Linked DNA regions of Mus musculus: all the other regions are linked to region 1. Evidence: chromatin contacts called from ENCODE Hi-C data. All regions are on one chromosome and are shown on one strand. Each heading gives the region's core, a stretch centred on a gene start or an enhancer-like site at or near the end of the contact. The rest is flanking DNA. Distances are from core to core; before and after follow the strand shown.

Evidence for each region. Hi-C counts contacts between places; a loop is a spot of excess contacts on that map.
Region 2: a map of T-helper 17 cell shows a loop between it and region 1 (460-fold over the local background). The contact joins the promoter of Rprml here to the promoter of Sfi1 in region 1. A Hi-C loop is called at or near these places in 5 of 37 maps with a recorded cell type or tissue (T-helper 1 cell, T-helper 17 cell, T-helper 2 cell and 1 more).
Region 3: a map of regulatory T cell shows a loop between it and region 1 (7-fold over the local background). The contact joins the enhancer-like site here to the promoter of Sfi1 in region 1. A Hi-C loop is called at or near these places in 2 of 37 maps with a recorded cell type or tissue (T-helper 17 cell and regulatory T cell).
Region 4: a map of T-helper 17 cell shows a loop between it and region 1 (30-fold over the local background). The contact joins the enhancer-like site here to the promoter of Sfi1 in region 1. A Hi-C loop is called at or near these places in 4 of 37 maps with a recorded cell type or tissue (T-helper 1 cell, T-helper 17 cell and T-helper 2 cell).
Region 5: a map of regulatory T cell shows a loop between it and region 1 (8-fold over the local background). The contact joins the enhancer-like site here to the promoter of Sfi1 in region 1. A Hi-C loop is called at or near these places in 4 of 37 maps with a recorded cell type or tissue (T-helper 17 cell, T-helper 2 cell and regulatory T cell).
Region 6: a loop to region 1 is called in a map of T-helper 2 cell, with 138 times the contacts of the local background. The contact joins the enhancer-like site here to the promoter of Sfi1 in region 1. A Hi-C loop is called at or near these places in 5 of 37 maps with a recorded cell type or tissue (T-helper 1 cell, T-helper 17 cell, T-helper 2 cell and 1 more).
Region 7: a loop to region 1 is called in a map of T-helper 17 cell, with 41 times the contacts of the local background. The contact joins the promoter of Oxld1 here to the promoter of Sfi1 in region 1. A Hi-C loop is called at or near these places in 3 of 37 maps with a recorded cell type or tissue (T-helper 1 cell, T-helper 17 cell and regulatory T cell).

The regions. Positions count from the first base shown.
Region 1 is chr11:3,191,978-3,195,128 of GRCm38, reverse strand. Sfi1 (Sfi1 homolog, spindle assembly associated (yeast)) reads left to right here and starts at 1,526. Exons shown (of 33, transcript NM_030207.3): 1 at 1,526-1,769.
Region 2 is chr11:103,647,686-103,650,836 of GRCm38, reverse strand. Rprml (reprimo-like) reads right to left here and starts at 1,328. Exons shown (of 1, transcript NM_001033212.2): 1 at 257-1,328. The coding sequence starts at 1,056. The coding sequence ends at 703. 1700072I22Rik (RIKEN cDNA 1700072I22 gene) reads right to left here. Exons shown (of 2, transcript NR_131143.1): 2 at 1,824-2,231.
Region 3 is chr11:88,309,453-88,312,787 of GRCm38, reverse strand. No RefSeq gene overlaps it. Among named protein-coding and RNA genes, the nearest start is that of Ccdc182, 17 kb to the right of the region's middle. Within about 2 kb of position 1,800, at least 1 of the 3 ENCODE cell types and tissues checked has a DNase peak (open chromatin) inside an H3K27ac peak, as active enhancers do.
Region 4 is chr11:118,231,110-118,234,280 of GRCm38, reverse strand. All of the region lies in intron 1 of Cyth1 (cytohesin 1), which reads left to right. Among named protein-coding and RNA genes, the nearest start is that of Cyth1, 16 kb to the left of the region's middle. Within about 2 kb of position 1,869, at least 1 of the 3 ENCODE cell types and tissues checked has a DNase peak (open chromatin) inside an H3K27ac peak, as active enhancers do.
Region 5 is chr11:88,232,364-88,235,687 of GRCm38, reverse strand. All of the region lies in intron 1 of Gm38534 (a long non-coding RNA gene), which reads right to left. Among named protein-coding and RNA genes, the nearest start is that of Gm38534, 3.1 kb to the right of the region's middle. Within about 2 kb of position 1,507, at least 3 of the 3 ENCODE cell types and tissues checked have a DNase peak (open chromatin) inside an H3K27ac peak, as active enhancers do.
Region 6 is chr11:99,119,147-99,122,556 of GRCm38, reverse strand. No RefSeq gene overlaps it. Among named protein-coding and RNA genes, the nearest start is that of Tns4, 32 kb to the right of the region's middle. Within about 2 kb of position 1,863, at least 3 of the 3 ENCODE cell types and tissues checked have a DNase peak (open chromatin) inside an H3K27ac peak, as active enhancers do.
Region 7 is chr11:120,456,607-120,460,062 of GRCm38, reverse strand. Oxld1 (oxidoreductase like domain containing 1) reads left to right here and starts at 1,993. Exons shown (of 2, transcript NM_025560.3): 1 at 1,993-2,250; 2 at 2,901-3,456. The coding sequence starts at 2,044. The coding sequence ends at 3,299. It overlaps Ccdc137 (coiled-coil domain containing 137), which reads right to left and starts at 1,934. Exons shown (of 6, transcript NM_152807.3): 1 at 1,785-1,934; 2 at 1,318-1,451; 3 at 1-21. The coding sequence starts at 1,918.

The sequences.
Region 1 (3,151 bases), core at 277-2,776:
ATTTTTAGGACCTCTGCTTGTTCTGGTCAGCCACGCTTGCTCCGGCCCAAAGATTTATTTATTTTATACATAAGTACACTGTAGCTGTCTTCAGATGTGCCAGAGGAGAGCGTCAGATCCCATTATGGTGGTTGTGAGCCACCAGGTGGTTTCTGGGATTTGAACTCAGGACCTTGTTGGCTCTTTTGAGATAAAATCTTGTTTTATAGCATTGGCTAGCCTGGGATTCTCTTTGTAGAGGAGGTTAGCCTGAAACTCATATTCACCTGTTTCTGTCTCTCTAGAATTGGTATTAAAGGTATGTGACTCCATACCTGAGTCCAATGATCTTTGTGGTTTTTTTTGTTTGCTTGTTTGTTTTGCCTTTGGAGACAGGGTTTCTCTGCCTAGCCCTGGCTATCTTGGAACTCACTCTGAGGAGCAGGCTGGCTTTAAATTCAACAGAGATTCATATGCCTCTGCAACCATTCCTTCCCCCCTCGCCTGGCCCCCACACCTTTCTTTTTTGAGACAGTCTTTCCAAATTTCTGACAGTGATCTTAAAATTAGTGATTCCCTGCCTCAACCTCCTAAGTAGCTAGGGAGTGCAGGCACGAACCATTAAGCCAGGTTTCTTTTTCTTTCTTTCTTTCTTTCTTTCTTTCTTTCTTTCTTTCTTTCTTTCTTTCCTTTTTTTTAGGGTTCTCTGTATAGCCCTGGTTGTCCTGGAACTCACTCTGTAGACCAGGCTGGCCTCGAACTCAGAAATCCACCTTCCTCTGCCTCCCAAGTGCTGGGATTATAGGCGTGAGTCACCACTGTCGGGCCAGATTTATTTTCCCATTATCTTTATTTTTTGTGTGCATGGATGGTCATGGCTTGTGGCTAGAGGTCAAAGGATGGCTTCTAAGAGCGAGTTCTCTTTTGCCATAGGAATACTGGAGATTGAGCTCAGGTCCTAGGACTCAGGAGCCATCTTGTCATTTCAGCAGACTGGATTTAAACACTTTTCTTGTCCATTCTGAGTCTCATTCTAGCTCAGGCGGTACTGGAATTCACTCATTAGGCCAGGTTTTCTTTAACTGCAGGGATCCCCCTGCCTCAGCCTCCCACAAATGACTGTTACCAATAATTGCTTTTAAATCTTTGGATTACAAAATTACCATTTGTAAAAGGGCAAAACCCATATTTCTTGGGTTTAATCTTTTTAAAAATTTTGAGTATGAATGTTTTGCTTGCATATAGGTCAAACGGGAGCGCGACTTGGGAGTCACGGCTGTTTTAAGAGCCACCGTGTGGGTATTGGGAGTCTGGATGAATGAAAAGTGCATTTAACTGGTGAGTCATATCTCCTGCCCCTTGGTTTTCGTCTTCAGACACCCACCCACTAGTTTTCACTGTTCTTAGTATGAAACTTCATACTTTGTTCTGAAAGTTCTCTTTAAAGATTCGGCTGTTTGATGCGGAGATTACCGACGTGAGCCACCACGCAATGAAAAGAGACACTTTTCCGTCTCACACCGGTCCCATGCAGGAGTTGTAACTAGTGACCCGCTTCTCAGAAGCGCAGAAACTTCAGGGCAAGAAAACCGTAGGAAGCCGAGCTTAGAGAGAAGTCTCTGTTTCCTGGAAGACAGAGCGCACTAAGCTGGACAGAGCAGCTTCCGGCGCGGGTCGCGTTGCCGTGGAGACGGGGGAGGAGCCGCCGTCGGCGCAGGGCCGGAAACTCTGGGCTGGGGCCCTTTGCTACCACCTCTGTCTAGCGTCTGCTGAGGAGTCACCTCCCTCAGGTACGAGGCCCGGCCTAGCGCCTCCAGCTTTTGACTGGCTCGCCCTTGCGTTTTGAAGTTGGCGGAGCGCGCGTTCCTAGGAACTTTGTCCTGGAACGGCTTGGTCGGGGCTTCTGCTTTCTTCTGTAGAAGTGCAGGAGATGCTGCCTACCCACAAGGCTCTGGTCCATGCGTGGAAGTGCGAGCAGGGCGTGCGTAAGGTCGCTCGCAGTCACGGCTGCACTCGCGCTGTTTCTGCAGGGTCTATGCATCCTTCTCCCCCTGGTGGAGAGCTCCGCTGAGTGATTCTCCAGCTCGTGCTTCGCTTACTAGTCTGCGCAGATCCACGTTCGATTCAGGGGTGTGGCGGGGCGTAGGGCTCGTTGGTACACTGAGCTCAAGTGACCAAGCAAGGAGCTGAGCTCACGTTGCGTTTGTACCATGGAACCTCTTCTGGTTTAGTTCCTGAAGGTGTATCGAGGTTTGAATGAGAGTGGCACCTTTGCCACCTGTTAGCTGATGGTCTTGAGCATCAGCCTGGAAAATGACAATAAGCACCAGCTGAGGTGCCTGTTCTTAGAGTGGGTCGTTCATGAAAAGTGCTTCGGAAAAACATGTGCAACCCGTGCTGTAAATGCTGTCTTAATTGTAGTCCCTGAGCTTTAGATTGCCTGGTAATTATCAAGTAATTTGAAGTTATCATGGTTTAAAATTTAATATTAAATATTTTTAAAAAGAAAGATGATTTATTAAAGGAGCCAGAGAGATGGCTCAGCGCTTAAGAAACCCTTACTCCTTTTTGAGACAATACCAGTTGGAATCCCAGCGTTCACCACTGGTGGCTCACAACACACCTGAAATGCCAGCTCATAGGTAGACTGATTGTCTGGTGTCCTGAAGGCTTTGGGCTCCATTTCTGGCGTCTCTATAACACAAGCTAGCTCACACTGGCCTCAGAACCCAGGCTAACCTCCAATTCATGATTATTTAAAAACATTAAAAAAAAAAAGATTTATGTGTGTGGCTGTTTTGCGTGCATGGGTGTCTGGGTACCTTGTGCTTGCCTGTTGCCCTCAGAAGCCCAAATGGAGAGGTCAGACGAGGGCATTGGAACCCCAGAACTGGAGTTCCAGGTGATTGTGAGCCACCCCTGGGTCCTGGGAACTTAATCTGGGTACTTTGGAAAAGCGGTCAGCTGAATCTGATTCGTCCTCAACAGCTGAGCCATCACTTCAGCCCCTCTCCCCCCCAACACAGCTGAGCCATCACTTCAGCCCCTCTCCCCCCCAACACAGATTTACTTTTATTGTTTTTAGTTATGTGTTTGTGGGGGTACATGTGTATTTGTACAGGCTCTCTTGGAGCCACGAGTGTTGGGTCGATCTCTTAATGGATTCCTTGGA
Region 2 (3,151 bases), core at 79-2,578, about 100 Mb before region 1:
AACAAAAACACAAAAAAAGACAACAAAAACAACGTTTAAAAAAAAAACCCAAAAAGATAAAACAGTTCCTTTCTTTCTCCTCTTGGTCTGAGAACCAGGGAGCTTCAGAGCTATCTGCCCCATAGCTCCTTTAATGGACCAAACTGGGCAAGAAGTAGGTCACGGTCTCCTCCCTATACACACACACACACACAGACACACACACAGACACACACACACACACACACACACACACACACACACACACGGCACAGTTAGAATGTATAAGGAAGCCCGACGGCTATGGTTTTATTACAAAATTTCTTCTCAGACGCAATGCGAGATCAGATGCAAAATCTCAGCGATGCACCTCTTCCCTGAGCCCTCCTTGGAGCTGGCCCCCACCAACACGGCCGACATCCCCGCCATAGTTAACCTCAGCCCCGCATTGCGTCTCCCCATCCCTGTCTCCCACTCTGCCCCGAACTTCTCTTTGTAAAAAACCTGTGAAGAACCCTGCGTCCCCGGCCCCTGCTGGAGCGCACACAGGACGGAGTCTGGCATGACAGTCCCTTCGCGCACCGCCGCCGCTGAGTCCTATGGTGTCCAGACCCGGGTGGTGCGAGGTACTTCGTTGATCGCAGGCAGCGGCCAAAGCCTTGAGAAAGAGGCTCCGTAGTCTCTTCCTCGCGGTGCTTCAACTCTGGCAAGGGCGGCCGGCGCTCAGTATAGTCCCAGGATGGCGGCGCCCACGTCCTTGGAGGGCCTGCGCTCCTGCATCAGAAAGTTGATCATGCTCTCGGACTTGATGAGCAGGTTACAGCCCAGGAAGAAAACGCCGAAGACCACGGTGAGCGACAGCACGCAAAGCACGGCGATCTGCGCCACGCGCGACACCCACAGGCTGCGTTCGTCCGGCGCCAGTCCTGCGGGGACCCCGTCGCTGGCGGTCAGTGGTGCGCCGCCGGGGCAGCAGTCTAGCCACGTGCCCAGCCCGTGGCTGCGGTTTCCCAGGGTGGCTCGGGCGTCACCACCCACCTCTTCCAGGCCGCTGTGGTTCAGGAAGCTCACGTTCATGCCGGCGTGGTGCCTGGGGGGGGTCTGAGAACGCAGGCTAGGACGCGCCCGGGAGCTGGCGGCGTCCGCTCTGTCGGGGACGCCCGGGGGGTCCCTGGATTACCCTTGCGCCAGGAGGAGAGGAAGGCGGGAAGTCGCCCACGCGCGCTGCGGTTCTTGGTCCGCCTACCTCCCCAGCGGGAAACCGGCGGCCAGGAGCAGAGAGCAACAGGCGGCGCGCGAGCTTGAGAGAGCCAACAGTGCGTGGCAGTCGCCCACGGAGCTCCGAGACTGCCGTGCTGCCCCGCCCCTGGCAACCGCCGAGCTCCGCCCCGCCCCGCCCTTCCCCAACCCACTCGCGTCGCCCAAGCTGCGGGGACACGAACCCCTCCCAGCGTGCTGTCTGCGCAAAGCCCGCTGGACAGGGTCAGAGTGTTCAGGCAGCTCCTGCCCTCGGGCCAAGTAATCTTTGACTCACTCTAGGCTGTCTGTTTTGGGCCGAAAGCTGCCCCAAAGGTGCGGGTTCCCAGAACTGTGGATGGGGGCGGTCTGGAGCCTTTTTCATTCTGTTACATTCTGTGTGTGTGTGTGTGGGGGGTAGCTTTGGCCCACGGCATTGCCCACTCCAACGGGTGTGGCTCTGGGTGGCCTGACTGTGCCACATTGTCTCTGCTGGCCCCTCTCAGCTTTTCCCTGGCTGAAGGCTGTCACAGCTAAGAGCTCTTTGCCTCTTACCATGGCCCCATATGCCACCTCTTTTTAACATATTTATTAAAATTAAGTCATTTGGCGGAGTTTCTATTTTATTTATTTTATAGAAATAATCATTGTAGATCACTTAGCACGGATCAGCAAAAGTTGGGAAAAACCCTCTAAAACTGCAAAATCCTGCTGTCTGGGGTGGGCCAGTGTCCTTACCTAGGTACAACCTCCTCCTGGTTGTCTCTATTTGTGTCCGGGAATGCAGCGTCTTGCCTACTGTAGCGTACATGCTGTTTTGTACTGCAAGGATCTGGCTCAGACAGTCTGTGCTTTGCTTTTGGCACCAGAATTTCTTTAGAGAAATGCTCCTATATTCCTTTGCTCATTATTCTGCTCAGCTTAAGGCAGGGCGGGGGTGGGGGTGGGGCGGAGAGGTTTAATCTGCACTCGCAGCCCATGTCCTTGACTCTGTCCAGCTGTAGTCCAGCTGTCTGCTGCAAAAGGTAGAAGTAGAGAGTGAGTATGGGGACTTCAGGGAAACCCGGCTCCAGTGAGCATACTCAGTACACGTGGGGGCAAATGCCCTGCTCCATAAGCTCTCAATCTTTCCTTCCTGCCCCCCTTACCCTTCCATCACTCTGGGTAGATCCTGCTGGGTAACTTGGTGTGAAAGGAAGGTTGAGAGATGTTTGCCTTTGACCTGTAGTGTGAAGGTAGAGAGAGCGAGCTAGGACCCCTGGAAGCTAGCGAAGATCACCAAACTAAACACAAGCCTGGGCTCTTACCCGGCTCCCCCCTCCCCGCTCTTGCTGGGACAAGAGTCAGCCAATTGCCTATGTCCAGCTGCCTGAAGAGGGGCGGGGCAGGAAGCTTTGCGTAGAGGCAGGCAGGCCTGGGGGTGGGGTACAGAAAAGTATTCCTTGGGCTCAGCAGAAGGGAGGCATAGAGTAGTCTTAGTTTGTGGGGACGTATTGCTTTTCCTACCGTGTCCTTTGGGATTTAGGGACAAACTTAGGGATGCTGTCAGCTGCCTGCCAAGTTCAAGCCTGCTTGCTACAGGGACTGTGCTTAGCTTTCAGGTAGTATCAGGGTTTGATTTTTCACATACAGTCTGGCCATTGCCTCTGTAGACCTAGGCTCTCAGGCTCCTTCAGCTCAGAAATGGGCGTCCTGTATGACCCAAACCCAGGTCATTACACACTCTCTGTCTGTACCATGAATCCTGGCAAGATTTGGCACAGTTTGATGTGTATGAACTCTTAATTTTTACTCCCCCCTATGTATGTATAGATCAAAGGTAAGTGTTTTTCTCCATTCCCCCCCCCCACGCTCCCCTCAGAACTAAGGAGTGACCCCTGCGTGTCATACATGTGAGGCAAGCATCCGTCAGGGAGCTTTAGCTCCTGTTCCTTCT
Region 3 (3,335 bases), core at 551-3,050, about 85 Mb before region 1:
CTCCTACATCCACCTCAGAGGCTACTCTCTAGAGAGTAACTGGGGGCCAACCTGACAGGCCCAAGAATCCCATCGGAAAGCTGGTTTAGAAAAAACATAAGAGATGAAACGACTGTTTCCACACATGGAGAACCCTGGCTTCCTGAGGATGCTGGAGATGGCAAAGGAGCATGCGAGGCTCCTCTTATACAACAAAGAAACAGGTATGTAGGAAGCAGTTAGGATATGATGTCCCTTCCCACCTCTCTCCTCCTGAGACCTCTCTGTCCCAAGTGTAAAATAGAAATACTGCTTCCTTGCCAAGGAATGGCTAGAGGGATCAAGGCCACCCAGATGGCCTGGAAAAGATCACATACATGATGAGATTGTGGCTCACTGGCCTAGGACAATGATATAGGCTAGAGGCTGGGAGAAGGAAATTTGGATCCTTGGCCTGGAAGTGGGTCCTGCTTTGCTCCCTCCATCCAACATGCTCGGGAGGGGTCTGCACTGCCTGGGACTTCCGTGTGGCTTGGAGCTGTCCTCTCAGTCTGTTGGTGCCTGGCTCTCCTCTCTGTGCTGGGGGCAAGTCTGCCTGCTTTTCTCTGTTTTTAAGGCATAATACAAGTCCTCAGTAAATATTGCCAATCAAATGAAAGAATAAGACCCCAGAGAGGGGGAAACACCCTCTCAGCTTAGAAAAACAACCACAGACTGGGTACATGGGCCAGAAAAGCCTGGCCAGTGGGGTAGCATGAACTGACAGCAGCTTCTAGTAGAGAGAAACTTCTCTCCCACACCAAGTAGCAGCTCCATCACGCACACCCAGGCTTGCCCTAGTGTAGCAGGAACCTAGTACAGATGGGACCAGGGAGATGCCACCTGGGAGGGCAGTCCTATCCCTACAACAGACTGCAGAGCTTCCTGGGTCCATTGTCTCCAGACAGTCATACTCATGGACCCTCCGTGCAAAGGAGTCCCAGAGCTCAAAACCTGCCAGATGGGCTGGAGATGGGCCAGTAAAGGTCCTGAGAAGAGGGGTCACCCATTCTAGCAGACAGAGCAACAAGGAGAAGGTGGCCCTGCGGACGGTCCTCATCTGTGTGGACAGAATTGTTCCTCTCCAACGAGATCAACACTGAGGCTTTAATTATAGCTTGTCACTCATGTGCCCTTCCCCCCGAGAGGTGGCCACGCTGGACAGTGAGAGGAATAAGGCTCTCAATTCAGATGGCTCACCCTGATATGGTCAGGACATTTCTAACTTACAACACTAATATTCTGATGTAACAGGGCTAGGCCCTCCCTGGCTCTCTGGAAGCTTTGTTGTTAACCTTCCACCCAATATGGGCTTGGGTAGCCTCTTCCTTTTCCCATGCAGATAACAACTGACTGGAGTCACCGGAGCTTGCTTTACGGTGGACTCTTCTGTCCCCTTAAAGATGCCTGAGAGGGGAATATCCTAATACTAAGAGCAGTTTATCATTTCCTTCTACCGGGAGCTGAGACCTAGTGTACTGTTGTATCCTCTTCATCCCCTGAAGTAGCCCTAAACTGGCTTTAATTATCATATGCTTTTAATAAGGAAAATCCAAGGCTAGGGAGCTTTAAGGTCACCCAGGCACAAGCGAGACCGGAACCCAGGCGGCCCGACATCAGAGCCTGATCACTGAATCTCTTTGCTCTCTCCTTACACTTGCCCTAGTTACGGTAGAGGATGTAAAGATTCGTCTGTCTGCCTCTGCCAAGCAGCACAGATTGCTCTTGAAGCAGTCAGCAAAGGGCACAGGCTCTCATCGTGGAGACAGGTTGGCCCTGAGCTCTGCCAGGAGCCTGGAGTCCTCACCGGGCATCTTCACTCTCAGGAGGGGCTCAGCACATGAGAGCAGCCTTCCCCAGCTCCTTGGAAGGGGACAGGGACAGGTGTGACACAGAGAAAGAAGCTCAGCAGGACCCAAAGCTGCCAGAGTCACCCCTGTCACCCCTGGAGGCCTCTGTGAGCCAAGCTGGAAGAAGCTATTTGAGGTCACCTGCATAGCTCAGGGTTACTCCTGATTAGAGACTGAGGACTCTCTAGGGATAGAGACTTGGTGCTGGTGGAGGAGGTTGGAAGACCCCTGCTGCTGCTTGCTGGATGGGCAAGGAAACCCAGCCTGGGTCCTCGATCCTGGTTTGCTATTTACAGGGTCCCTCTTCCGTCCCTCTGAGTCCCACTTTCTTTATCTATACAATTCAGGTGACATGCTCTGTCCCGGTCCTGGGGAGATTCAGAGTGTGGTGTACAGACACTTGTCCCTGTGCACCTTCAGTGGCCCAGCTGGAGAAGTGGGGAGAGAAGAATCCCAAAGCCCCAGGACTGGGTCTCAGCCCCTTTACCCCTGGGCCCAAGCTGTAAACTGCACAATGGCCCTCAGTGCTTCAGGTCATTGGTGCTTCAGGCCAGAAGCGACTGGCGCTGGCTATTTCCACCCCTCTGGATAGATTAGATTCTGATGAATCCCAGCAGGCTCAGCTGTGGTCATCTAGCTTTCCCCAAAGGTGAGCCTCGATGCAGACAGAAAGTTCTGGGCATTTCAAATGCTTCCTTTTCTTCTCCCAGCGTGAGCAGCAGAGCCCCAGCCCATGTCTGCTGCTGGACACTGAAAGAACAATGTCTGCAATGGCTGTGAGGGGCCAGTCCTCCTGAGCTTGTTATATTCCCAAGCTTAACCCACCTGAGCCCGAAGTGACCTGCTGGTCTTGACGGTCACAGCTCAGGTTTGCCTGCCTAGTGCTAGGCTTCCGTTCACTCTTGGGTCTTTTCTTGGGTACTTATACTTTTTGGAATTTCCCATTGTCTGGACAATTCCAGCAGTTTGCCTGGTGACCTCATTGGAGGTCAAGTCTAAAATGTGGCTAGCTTTGTTTGGCTTTGATTCTCTTTAGGACGGAGTGGTGACAGCTCCCAGCATGCCTCACTGGGCTCCCACAGGAGCCTGGCACAGTCCACATACATCTCCCATGATGCCTTAGGGTTTGTGTTCATCATATATACTCTTGTCACAGAAGGAAATAGGTCATGGCCTCTACACATGAGCAAGAAAACCTGATCAGACAACTGGGGTCTCTCAGTGCTAGGGAAGGTTTACCCCGACCCAGACCCCCTGCTCGCTCCCAACAGCTCTGCTCCCCTCCTTACAAGTGTCCCCTGGTCAATCAGGCACACAGAGCTGCTACTGTCCCCCAAGGAGGCTGCAGAGAGGCTCCATCTGGACTGGGTGAAGGCTGAGCCGATTCTCAGACTACAGGGTCAGGTTACTGGGAAATCTGTTCAAATAGCACATTATAGTTTTATGAATCCTGCTCCTTCTGTTGTC
Region 4 (3,171 bases), core at 620-3,119, about 120 Mb before region 1:
GAATAGATTTAAGGCCAAGTTTCTGGCTAGATACTATTGTCCTTCCTTTTCTGGCCACGTGTTAGCCTTCCATTTTCTTAAGTATACAAACTTATGTGCATAGCATTGTACTAAGGGGAGTTTAAACATGTGCCTTTGAAAGGTTTGTAACAAACCTTCAGAAGTCAACAGAGAAAAATGTGGTTTACAGCAGTGTGGTTCTGAAAGGGCATTAGTCGGTTTGAGTGAGTCACAGTGATTTTAGTTTCTTGTGTTATCATATTTCTAGGTTAGCTGATTTCCACACTAAAACAGGTCAGGAAGGGCAGAAGGAAAAGGAGCAGATCCCAGGAGAACTTGTCTCCCTCGAAGAAAACAGTGATCTCAGTAGTTTGGATTCAAAAGTAGGAGGTGCTCAGACATTCTGAGATCTATACCTGGAATGGCCATCCAAGGTTAGCTCAGGTAACGCTGGAAAGTGTTAGGCCTGCCTGCCCTGCATTCTGCAGCATGTGTTGCTTCGTGGAAAGCAATCCATTGTGGAAATGACCATATCCACTCATACTCATGTCATGCGTTCCAACGTTCCTCTTCTTTAAAATATACTAGGGTGTGGCATTGCACACTTTACTCCCAGCACGTGGGAAGCAGAAGCAGGTGCATCTCTGTGAGTTCAAGGCCAGCTTGTTCTTTAATCTATAATGTGAATTCTGGGACAGCCAAGGGCTATATCACAGAGTTTCTCTGTCTTGAAAAACAAACAAAACACCACACACACACACACATACATGTCAATCAGAGTATATCACTCATAAAAACAAAAATTAGCCAGGTGTGGCGGCACATGCTTTTAATCCCAGCATGTGGGAAACAGGATTGTGGATGTCCCTGAGTTCCAGAACAGTCTAGTATATATGGCAAGTTGCAGGACAATCATGGCTGCATAGAGAGAACCTGCCTCGAAAAACAAAATCAGGGGAGGGGAGCCGTGTAGGTGCTGCAGAGTCAGCTCAATGATCAAAAGCACATACTGCTTTTGCAGAGGACCCAAGTTTGGTGCCCAGTACCTACATCTGGCAGGTCACAACTCCCTGTAACTCCAGCTCTAGTGGGCACCATAGCTTCTTCTGGCCTCCTTGGGCACCTATGCTCATGTATACATAGCCATACACAAGTATACTCATACACATAATTAAAAATAAAATAAATATATATTTTTTTAAAAACCAATTCATCCTGGCTTTCCAATCTACTCATATCTAATGAACCAAGTTACCACAGGCTGAGACCTAGGAATGACTGAACACACAAATACACATGGATATAAATACATGTGTATAGTTACTTATTTTTAAGACTTGAAATTTTGGGGACTCTGAAGGTAGACCACCCAGCCCTCAGAGTATTCTCTGCAAGGTCCTGTGGCAAGCTGCACGGGCTGGTGATGGTGTGGGCTGGCCAGCAGGGTAGTTGCCTTCACTGCTCACATAATGCATTGAATGAAGGCAGGAGGGCTTTTGTACCCATCGAGGTTGCACAGGGCGGATGTTGCACGATGCTGGCTGCTCTTCTCCAGCTGTAAACTCTCCAGTCTGATTTCTGTGGTTTTGCTCTGGGCCATTCAAAATTCCCCGTAGAGAGCTTTAAGTTTTCAGAGGTTCTTAAGAAGAGATTCAGCAGATCAAAGAAGTAAAAAAATACCCAAGCCTGGCTGCCTTTACTCCATTATTACAATTACCAAGTTTAACTGCCTACCTCCTTTAGCTTCCTGAGTGGCTCTGTGTGGTTTTCTGTTTGGTCTCTTTGAAGAGATAGCCTCCCCATATGTGACTGCCGTTTCTGGGCAGCCCCTGCATCAGTGCCAGCTATGCTAGGCAAGGACCTTGTCTGTCCAGCAGAGGGCACGTGCCCCCAGTACCTCTCTACTTGTCCTACCGGGTAAGGGAAGGACTTAATACTGGTGCCAGACCCAGGAGACCCTCAGAAGATTGAGGCCAGGTAGTTGGCCCCGGGGGTCTTCTGGGGGCCCTTTGTCTTTCTGTGGGGTTAGTCACATGGTAGGCCTTACTCGGCAACAGTTGTGCCCTTTTACTTTCTTTTCTGTAACACTTGGGGAAGTTTTGAAAAGTTATTATAGAAATAGCCAAACATAAGCAAAAATAGAAGTGTGTGACCTCTGCAGCTGTCTCAGTTTGCATTGTGTATGTCACCTTTTAGGTTTTCTCTTGTGCACATTCCTACCTGTTCACTCGCTTCTTTTCTAGAAAATATGGACTTTTTTGTGACTTGCTCTTTAAATAAATACATATTGTTTATATGTATTGTGTAATAAACTTGTGTTCTTTGGAAGAACAGTGCTCTTAACCTGAGTCTATGCCCCAGCACCCCTTTTTAAATATAATATTTATTTGTTATAAGAATTACCTTGATGTAGCTCTTAAAAATATTTTTTTTAAATCTCAGTGTTGGTGGGGATTAACTTTGTTCTATAAATCTCGCATTGTGTCTGTATCAGTCAAAATTATAGCTTTTCTTTCCCAAGTTGTATGTGTCTGTGTGATGTGTCTGTGTGAATGCAAGAACATGTGTGTGTGTGTGATGTGTATGTGTGAGTGCAAGAGTGTGCGTGTGTATGTGATGTGTATGTGTGAATGCAAAAGTATGTGTGATGTGTGTAAATGAAAGAGTGTGTGTGTGTGATGGGTGTGTGAATGCAAGAGTGTGTGTATGTGATATGTATGTGAATGCAAGTGTTTGTGTGTGTGTGTGTGTGTATGTGTGTGTGTGTGTGTGTGTGTGGAGGTCAGAGGTTGATGTTTGATGTCTTTCCTTCTTTTTTCTCTACCTCTGTTGTTGTTGTTGTTATGAGACAGGGTCTCTCACTCTGTGGCCCTAGCTGGCTTTGGAACTTGTTATTTAAATGAGATATGAGAATGGCATCAAAGAGTTCCATCTGCCTCAGGCTTCCAAGTGCTGGGCTTGACATTATCAGCCACCATTCCCAGTTTCACCTCATCTTTCGAGACAGGGTCTTTCACTGAACCTGGCCAGCCAGTCTAACCCAAACAGTGAACTCCAGGAGTCAGCTGTCCCCTCCCAGCGCTCCATACTGCTGTGCTGGCTTTTACATCCTAACCCAGGTCCTCGTACTTGAGCGGCAAGCATGTTGCTGACTGAGCCATTTCCCTAGCC
Region 5 (3,324 bases), core at 258-2,757, about 85 Mb before region 1:
CAAGGAAGGTTCCTTAGGGACAATACTGATGCAAGAGGGAGCAACCTGACACACCCCTAGTTAATTTTATCAGGGACTGCATCGAGAGCTTTTTTTTTTTTTTTTTTTTTTAAGAATCGCAAGAGACGGTCCAGTCTGCCTGTGTTGAGGAAGCTGTAACTTTCCAGTGCTCCTAAATAGTGAGCCTGGGAATTGCTGTGACTGACCCAGGGGGAGGAGCTGGTCTGACCCAGGGGGAGGAGCTGGTCTGACCCAGGGGGAGGAGCTGGTCTGACCCAGGGGGAGGAGCTGGTCTGACCCAGGGGGAGGAGCTGGTCTGACCCAGGGGGAGGAGCTGGTCTGACCCAGAGGGAGGAGCTGGTCTGACCCAGGGGGAGGAGCTGGTCTGACCCAGGGGGAGGAGCTGGTTTATTTAAAGACCTGACTTTATTTTTTTTCCTTCCTTTCCTTAGCAGTTTTAGCTTTCTTTTTTGTTTCTCTCTGTTTTAGTTGGAGTTTGGGTTTCTTGTTTGTTTGGGGCTTTTGTTTTTAATGAGTCCCTTGTTGACTGGGCTAATAAGAACATTCCAGAAGTGAGGATAAGATGGCTAATTTCTTTCCACCTGCTTCTAATCTATAGAGAACAAACCAACCCAAGGCTTTACCCTCCCTGAGGGCTTCTCAGTTTCAGGGAAAACGAAACATCCCCGTGACAACTTGGCTCCCCTGTCTGTCTCTCAGGAGCCTCGCAGTGCAGATGTTGGGAGACACTGCTCAAAACAGTGGACAGGTGGGTCTGTGGGAGTGGGGGTAACAGGCTCTTAAAAGGTCTGCAAGCAAAGGCTTCGGGGAGACTGGGCATCACTGTGCCAGGCTCTATCATGAATGACATCTAATGACCTGCCCTTGGCCTTTTTTCTTCCTTCCTTCCTTCCTTCCTTACTTCCTTCCTTCCTTCCTTCTTTCCTCCCTCCCTCCCTCCCTCCCTCCCTTCCTCCTTTCCTCCCTTCCTTCCTTTGGTTTCTACTCTGCCTCAGCTTGACATGATAAAATAGGGCGTATGAAACTGAGCTCTGTGGACAGAAGACCGTCCCTGAACAGTCTGGGACTCGGGCATGTCTGTTAACCACCAGGCTCTGCTAGTGAGCATCCGATCAGGAGAATTCTGGAATTCAGAAATCTTTACCAGTTCTTGGTACTAACCTCAAACGTCCCTTGTGACTTGGGGCCTTTGGTTCTAGGGGTTCAAGTTTTCCCTCTGGGAAATGCCCAAAACAGTCCCCGTTCCCTAGGGAGTGAGTACGGGGTATGTCAAAGGAAGACAGAAGAGCCAATATTATAAATCACCCCTCAAGTGGCTGCCTAAACAGAGCCAGTCAGACCCCGGACAGCTCCCTTTCCCTGCCCTCCACACACACCCTGACAGCATCCCACAGGCCTCCTGCCTCCCTGTGAGGCCTCAGGCGACTTCACAGCCCGTGAATTTCCTTTGGCACTTTGAGGCTTCCTCCCACCCCCACCCCAGAGGATGCATGAGACCGCAGCAGGAAATGAAGAACATATTTTTAAATCAGAGGGGAAGCGATGTCTTTGTGTCAGATAAGTGGCCTGGATCCAGGGCTGAGAGACTGTGGCACATCTCTCCTTGCAGACAGCAGGTGCTCTTCGAGATGTGGTTGTGGCAACAAAATAAATGATGGATAATTGCTTTTGTGACAACTTGCCAATTAAATTAGACTCAGCAGAATAACATAATGACAATTTGTTATGCTCCGGTGGGCACTAACATACCAATCATAATTAAATGCTATGACTGAAATAGAATACGGCTCAACGCAGGAATATATAACCCCAATTCCCTCTCCGTGAAACATTATAGGTTGAGGCTTGATTTTAATTTCGGGAAGATAATGGCATTAGTGCATATCTGAGTGGGTTTGTGGAGAGGCCTGTGGTGAGAGGAGATGGGCCCGAGTGAAGGCTGGCCCAGGGGAACGCCCTGGGGGGCTGATCTGCAAGGTAGTGAGGAAGTGTGGGGAGTCTTTGGGCGAAAACAGTGTTTCTTGGATGTGTCTGGTCTTGCCTACAGAGCTTGGGAGGCACGGGAGAAAGCTGTTGCCAACAGCCTCTGAAGTAACTGGGCCTACACTGTAGAGTCCCAAAGCCCTCCATCTAGAATGTTCTATGGGTGTTTGTTCTCACACCCTGTTTTAAAAAAAAAAAAAAAAGTCACTCTACCTCCACCAAGCTTGGGAAGCAAGGAAGAAGGGGTGGGAAGAATGTAAGACCTGGAGGGAGGGAGAGGTGCTGAGAAGCCTGGTTGTTGTTCACGTGAACTCACAGCAGCACAAGGTCAAACCAGTTACATTCCAGCCTGGATCTAGAAGGGGCTGCACTGGGCACAGAGGACCTATTTATTGATTGCTAACTGCTGTTGGGCAAGGGAGAGTCATTTTTCTTTGAGAATGCCCCAGACCTATGCAAACATGGCCAGCATGACTGACATTTACACCAGCACAGATTCTGCATCCAAGGCTCAGGGGATATCGCAGAAGAGGAGTTGAAAAGGATGTAAGAGCTGTAGACTCAGGACGTCTGCTGTGAGACTGTGCCTTCTAGCTATGTCAGAAAAGCTATGCCCCTGAGATCTCAGCAACATGGCTGCCTAAAGATGGTCTAAAGGATTCCAACAGTTGACAGCCCATGGGTAGATGGGGGAACTCTCACGGGGCCATACCCCTAGATGCTACAAGCAATTAACAACTTTGAGAGAGGGAGAATTAGTTTTCCCCAGGAATGAACCCTGGGATCAATTATCTAATACCCAGCGATCAGCTCTAGGAACATATACATGCAGACAACACTGTATAGATCCAGTGGATTATAGCTATGCGTTTACTCATTTATATTTAACATCATTAGCTAAAGAAGAGGAGGCCGTGGATTTGCCGAGATTGGTCAGATGTGGAAGGGTAGGAGGGAGAAGAATGGAGGGAGAAAGAACCTAATTACATTTAAGATTTAAAAAATGCAGAAAGGAGGAGACTGGAGAGGTGACTCAGGGGTTAGGAGAAGTTGGCCCTCTAGCAGAGAGAACCCGGGTTCTGTTTCCAGCACCTACACAGCAGCTCATGGCCTCTGTCACTCCAGTCCCAGGGGATCAAATGCCTTCAGATACCAGATATTCATGTGGTGCACACATATTCTTGTAGGTAAAACACTCATGCAGACACACACACACACACACACACACACACACACACATGAGCTCGCATGTTTTAGAGTTTGGTTTTTCGAGACAGGATTTCTCTGTGAAGCCCTGGCTGTCCTGGAACTCACTTCTGT
Region 6 (3,410 bases), core at 614-3,113, about 96 Mb before region 1:
TTAATTAAGATAATTGGCAGAAGGCTGGAGAGATAATTCAGCAGTTAAGAGCACTGACTGCTCTTACGAAGGTCCTGAGTTCAAATCCCAGCAACCACATGGTGGCTCACAACCATCCGTAATGAGATCCGACGCCCTCTGCTGGTGTGTCTGAAGACAGCTACAGTGTACTTACATATAATAATAAATAAATCTTTGGGCCAGAGCGAGAAGAGGTTCTGAATTCAATTCCCAGCAACCACATGATAGCTCACAACCATCTACAGCTACGCTGTACTCAATATACATAAAATAAATAAATCTTTTTTTGTTTTAAAAAGATAATAGATAGGGTTTCCTTTTTGATATTTTAATGTGTGTGTGTGTGTGTGTGTGTGTGTGTGTGACATGCATGTGATTGCAGAGGTATGCATGCCCTAATGCCAAAGTGAAAAATCAAGGACAACTTCTGAAGTTCCTGTCCCCACTGTGGGTTCCAGGGAGCAAACTTGGGTTTCAGCCTACCCATTTACTTGCTGATCCATCTTGCCAGCCCAGGAGAGCACCAGAAACAGATCATGAACTTAGATATTCAGTTATTACTCCACCTCCTTACTGAAAAGTGGTAAGGAAAAAAATAATAAAAGGCTTCAACTCATGAAACGTTATCCGGCCAAGAAGCGCTTACTTTCCATGGGACAAGGCAGTGCTCCTGAACCATGCCTGATCTTGTCCTCCACGACATGGACAATATGTATTAGAGAGAGAGAGAGAGAGAGAGAGAGAGAGAGAGAGAGAGGGAGAGAGAGAGAGAGAGAGAAGAAAAGGTATAAGGGAGAGTGGAGCGGGTATGGCAGGCCTTTCCCAATCTTAGTTGCCTGCTGCTGGGTAACTGAGCACCCCAAAGGTTAATGTCCTAAAGAAGAACTTCAATGATCTCAGCTCCTGCAGGGATGGAAACAGGTGTGGTATCTGCAAGCTGCAGTCACGGTGTCCCCGGGGCTCTGCCAGGGAACGATCCACCTCCAAGATCTCACACATGGCTGTTGGCACGATCCAGCTCCTCGTGGGATGTTGGATTGAAGGCCTCTGTCTTCTCAGCACCTCAGGTCTTTGGCACGCCAGTCTCTACGTGGGACGGCCCCTCACATGGCAGGCCCACAGCAAATAAAGGCGAAGGCTGTAGGGAATGAGTAAGAAGAAAGCTGAGAGCCCCGATTATCCAGGGTCTAATCTCATAAAGGACGTCTCTCGTTCCTGCCATGTTTTATTCATTAGAAAGCAAGTCACTAGGTCCAGCCCACACTCAAGGGAGCTCGCAGGAGGATGTGTGGTATGCCTACCACATACTCGAACATTTATAGCATCGTCTCAATAACAAAAACAATATTTGCTGAAGTTGCTTGTCTAATATGGAAATGTTCTAGCTCTGTCCTGTAGGCCTGTACCAACTTCTCACAAGCGCGGGCCCCCGCCTGCGCCACAGAGAGCATGATATGCCCGCAGCTCTCTTCACGCACACAAAGCCCCTGCCGAGCCTGCGCGATCTAGGGGCTCTTTTTCCGGATGAGGGGTTGGGGGATTGAAGGAGGAGCCCTGTGACATTCTAGAAGCCAAGTGTCCCAGAGAGGAGGCAGCCCCAGGCTCACCTCTGAAATGGGCTTAGTTGCTACCTTGCTCCAAGCAAGACTTTCCTTGTTGCTTTTTAAACAAGGCTGAATCCTTAATCAGCCAGCAAGGAAGGCCCAAGCAGATGTGGCGGCTGTTGGCTCCTTTCTCCGGCCTCAGTTCGGGCCTTTTTTCCCTTAGCTTCCTGCATTCCTGCTTGGCTACAGCAGGCTCTCCCTTCCTCTCTGGCTCACAGTCCCTTGTCCTCTCCCCTCTCCTCGCTTCCAAACCTCTCCTGCCAGGTTCCCACGGAGACTGCAGAACTCAGAGCGCACTTCCTTGCAGACAAGGCCAGGGCCTTACCGGACAACGACCCTTGGGGATGCCTGATGCCAATCAAGAAACGATTTTTTTTTCTGTACTCTTTTTCTTTTTTTAAAACCTTTTATTTATTTGTTTGTTTGTTTGTTTGTTTTAAGACAGCGTCTTGCTTTGTAGTTCCAGGGCAGGTTTTAACCCAAGCTAGACTTAAATCCACTATCATCCACCTACCCCTCAGCATCCCAAGTGTTCAAGTGCAGGGATTACAAGTGTGAGCCACTACCCCACAGGGAGAGTGGTAGTAACATTTATTGATTGATTATTTTTATTTTATGTATACTTTGCCGACATGTACATCGGTATATATCACATGCACATCTACTGTCCGAGGAGGGAATCCAGGTCCTTTGCAACAGCAAGTGTTCTTAACCACTGAGTTAACTCTCCAGCCCTGGGGAGTAGCATCTTTAACTAGACATCAGACAATTCTTAAAGGCAGGCAAGACTGAGAGTCCACTCCTCTCACTGGCTCTTGCCACACACCTGAACACCATGAGCTAGTTCTGTCCTTGCCCGCCTTTGCAAGGGCACCTTTGCAAGGCCAGTGGAGGGGAGAGAGGCAGAAAGGGCAAGCTAGGGGTAGTCAGACTAGAACTGTTCATGCAGAGCCAAGCGCGCTGGCGGGTGGCGGGCGGTGGTGGTGGTGGTGGTGGTGGTGGTGGTGGTGGTGGTGGTGGTGGTAGACGCCTTTAATCCCAGCACTTGGGAGGCAGAGAAACTGTCTTTAAAAAAATAAAAACAAACCAAAACAAAGTGCTGTGCAGAGGTGAGGAGTGTGTGTGTGTGTGTATGTGTATATGTGTGGGGGGGGGTGGATAAATAGGATCCTGGGGAGGCAGTTGCCAGCACAGACAGGGTGAGAGAGGAGACTGCAGGAGCCAGGACTCTTCCCCAAGTCTCTGCAAGTCAGGAAATAAAGAGCACAAAACAAAGAAGGTTCCCAGGGCTCCTTCTTGGTACAGTCTGAGTTGCCCCACAGCCAAAGGATTAGAGGTGCCAGATTTAGCAAATAAAAATCCAGAAGCCCCATGAAATTTGCATTTCAAATGAGCAACAAAGGTTTTTTTAGTCGAGGGCTCATCCCAAATAGGATACAGGTGTCCCTGGTGTTAGTTGGCAACATAGCCAGGGTTATGTGGAGGCTAAAGCCCCCAGGCTGTGGTCCATGATTGTTCCAAAGGCTTCCTGGAGAGAACAAATTTCTAGGGTTGCTGCTCCAGACAGTCCATGCAGCCCAGAAAATACCCCGTAGCAGGCTCAACAACCAGAAGTAACCAAAGACAACCGGAAACAGCCAAAGATGACATAAAGAGTGGATTCTTTACCCAGGGCAAAGGGCCAGGACCAAATGACTGAAAACAACAGAAAACCATTGTGTTGCCATTCTGACAATGACATGTTCAGAATTCAAGGTGTGCTGGCAAGCCAGTCTTCCTCCGACT
Region 7 (3,456 bases), core at 744-3,243, about 120 Mb before region 1:
TCTTCTTGAAAGCCACCTGGGCTGAGGAGAAAGGACACCCAGAGTAGGTGTAGAGGAAGCTCGGGAAGAAGGGTTGGTGACAGGTAAGCAGCCTGGGACCATTTCCCTCCTACAGCCAAAAGAGGGGACGACAAGGCTTAATGACAGACAGAGAGAAAGCTAAAATATTCAGTTCAGAGGAGCCCCAAATGTGATGTCAAGACCTACCGGCTCCTGTCAAAGATGTCCAGTGCCACACAGGCAAACAAAGAAACCAAAGCAGTGTCGATCATAGCAGCACATACCCATAATCTCAACAACCAGGAGGTGGAGGTAAATTGATTTTGAGGCCAACAGGGCTACCTAGAAATAACCTATCAGAAAAACCCAAAACACACCAATGTGGCTGGAGAGACCATGTACTCCAAGGGCTGGAGAGATGACTCCACAGTTGAGAGCACTGAGTGTTCTTCCAAAGGACCAGAGTTCAAATCCCAGCAACCACATGGCAGTTCAAGGTCTGACACTCACACAGACATGCATGCAGGCAAACCACAAGGCATGTAAAAAATGGAAATAAACTTTAAAAAATGTATTCCTTAAGGACCTGAGTTTGGCTCCCCAGCAACCACACTGGGCAGGAAGGCCTTTAACTCCACGTTTAGGATAATTCCATGGGATCCAACGCCCCCTCATGGCCTCCAATAGCAATTGCACATGCACCCCTCTACACCAGTCACACTTGCATATACATAAATGAAAATAAAACCTCAGCTGGGCAGAGGTGGCCCATGCCTTTAATCCCAGCACTCGGGAGGCAGAGGCAGGCGGATTTCTGAGTTCAAGGCCAGCCTGGTCTACAGAGTGAGTTCCAGGATAGCCAGGGCTATACAGAGAAACCCTGTCTTGAAAAAAGCAAAACAAACCCTGTCTCGAAAAACCAAAAAAGGGGGCTGGAGAGATGACTCAGAGGTTAAGAGCACCGACTGCTCTTCCAGAGGTCCTAAGTTCAATTCCCAGCAACCACATGGGAACCACATGGGCTCACAAGCATCTGTAATGGGAGTTGATGGTCTCTTCTGATATGTCTGGAGAGAGCAATGGTGTATTCATATGCATAAAATAAACCTTAAAAAAAAGAGAGAGAACTTCAAAAGTCCAAGTACTTTTATATAAATTATAAAAGCACTGCTGTAAAATCAGCCCTGTGCTGTCTTTCCCATACCCTGCACTCCCAGTACCGGGTCTTGGTGTAGTCCCTGTGCCTCAAACGCCTTTCAGAATTTGGGCGACTGGATGGGTGCAGATATGGTGGCACACAGCAATGGCTGTACATACCCTCCTTTTTTCTCTTCTTGTTACTTAGCGTCTTTTTCATCTCCTGTCGGCTCCTCATAATTTCTCGGAGCCGAAAAGGGATTTCTTGCTCATCCTGGTTCTTAGGCTTGCAATTCACTTTCTTCTTTTCTTTGCTGGAAAGGAAACCCAGGCGGAGTGTGACCCTTCCCATGTACAACACAGCCGGACACATAGTAGGAATTAACCCCGTAAAGAAACGGTTCCGGGGCCAAGAACACACGGTCCTCCCCTCACCCTCGACCCAGGCTGCCTTCAAGTGCATTTTTCTCTGCACGCTGAGGCAAAAGGCGCTCTAGAGCCCAGGGAGGCTGGCAGCTCTGACCTCATCCCCCGAACGTGGCTCACGAGAAACTGGAGACACTCACCTCCGTTCATTCAACACATGGCCTGGGCTGAGGGACGCAGGAAAGTTCCCAAATGGGTCCTCTCCCGGGGTTGGCACCTACCTGCGCTGTCCGGGCAGTGAGGCCGAGCGCTGCTGTCCTTGAGCCTGCTGCTGCCGCCGCCCCTGCGGCTGTCCCGAGCCTCTAAGACCGGCCGACCGCGCAGTAACCAGTGCTATGTTCCCAGGCCTCGCCATGACTACCCCAGGCGCGTCCTGCACGAAGCTATTTCCGCCCACTTACAAGCTCCAGGCCTGCGAGCATCACTTCCGCTTCCTGCGCTGCGTCCCCAAGCTCCTTGGCTCCGGCAGCCGCACCAGCTATGGGGTCGCCGCTGCAGACCCTGTCCCGGGGAGGCCGGGTGCGAGCTGCGCTCTGGTGCTGGACACAAGCCCGCGGCCTGAGCGGCCGCCAGTGCCCCAACCGGGTTGCGCGAAGCCTTTCGTGCAGCCGGGGTTTCCCCGTTCGGGGAGGCAGGCCAGCGCTTGGAGGAACCATGGTCAGCGTGCTCACTGAGAGCTTTCTTCAGGTCTGGGCCCCAGACGAGTTAGTGGGCAAGTAAATTGCAAGAGTAACAGTGACCATGGGTCATGGGTGAATAGCAGGGAAGGGAACCCGAGGGCCTTTGAGACGTGAGAGACGGAAAATGGTGTGACCCAGTGTCCTTAAGCGTCTCTTGTGAAGTGATAGAAGGACGACACCGAGCCGAGGATGTAGTCAACATGGTCAGAGAAGAGCTTAGCTACAACTGGCTGATAAGGGCCTTCCCCTTATCCTGTCCAGGATGTGTAGTCAGTCTGGCTATCCGATCTGGACTTGTTCCTCCTGCGAACTTTGAGAGTGAATGCCCAGTGTTAGGCATTGAGCCGAGCAAGCCCTTAACAAGTTCCTTTTCAGCCGGGCAGTGGTGGCACACGCCTTTAACCCCAGCACTCGGGAGGCAGAGGCAGGCAGATTTCTGAGTTCGAGGCCAGCCTGATCTACAGAGTGAGTTCTAGGACAGCCAGGGCTACACAGAGAAACCCTGTCTCGAAAAACAAAACAAAAACAAACAAAAAAAAAAACAACATCCACAAAAAAACCAAGTTCCTTTTCATACCAACCAGTATGTCCACTTCCCAGATAGGGAAACAGTATACAGAAGTCAGAAGAGTCATGCAGACTATCCCATGTTCGCAGGGAACGCAACATTTCTCCAGCTGGGACTGCTGCCAGAGTCTTCACAGACACCGTGCTCCAGTGCAAGTCACTGATAGCCGCAGAAACTTGGGGATGGACCACAGGGAAGAAGGTTTCCAAGTAGGTACAGAGGATGACAGGGAGCCAAAGGCTTCCCTGCCCAGGGGGAACCCCACAGGGCCCCCATGCTCGCTGCCACCTGAGCTTGAGCCTCCCACCAACTGCTGCATGAGTGGCTGCCCTAACTGTGTATGGGTAGATTATGCCGAAGCTCTGCTGAGGCTCTACCAGGATGGCGGGGAGAAGGCCCTGGCCATTCTAGAGGAGCACGTGACAGATGAGAACCTCAAGGCCTTCCTCAGGATGGAGATCCGGCTCCGCATGCAGAGTGGAGCCTGAGCCATTTTACCCGGGACTCCTTATCATGGACAGACACTACCCTTAAGGAACCAGAGGGTCACTTTTATCCCTGAGTCTGGAAGACTCCACAAGTCTGCAAGGATTAGGAATTCTTGTGTAACAACTTCACCTCAGAATAAATGAATCCTCTATGATA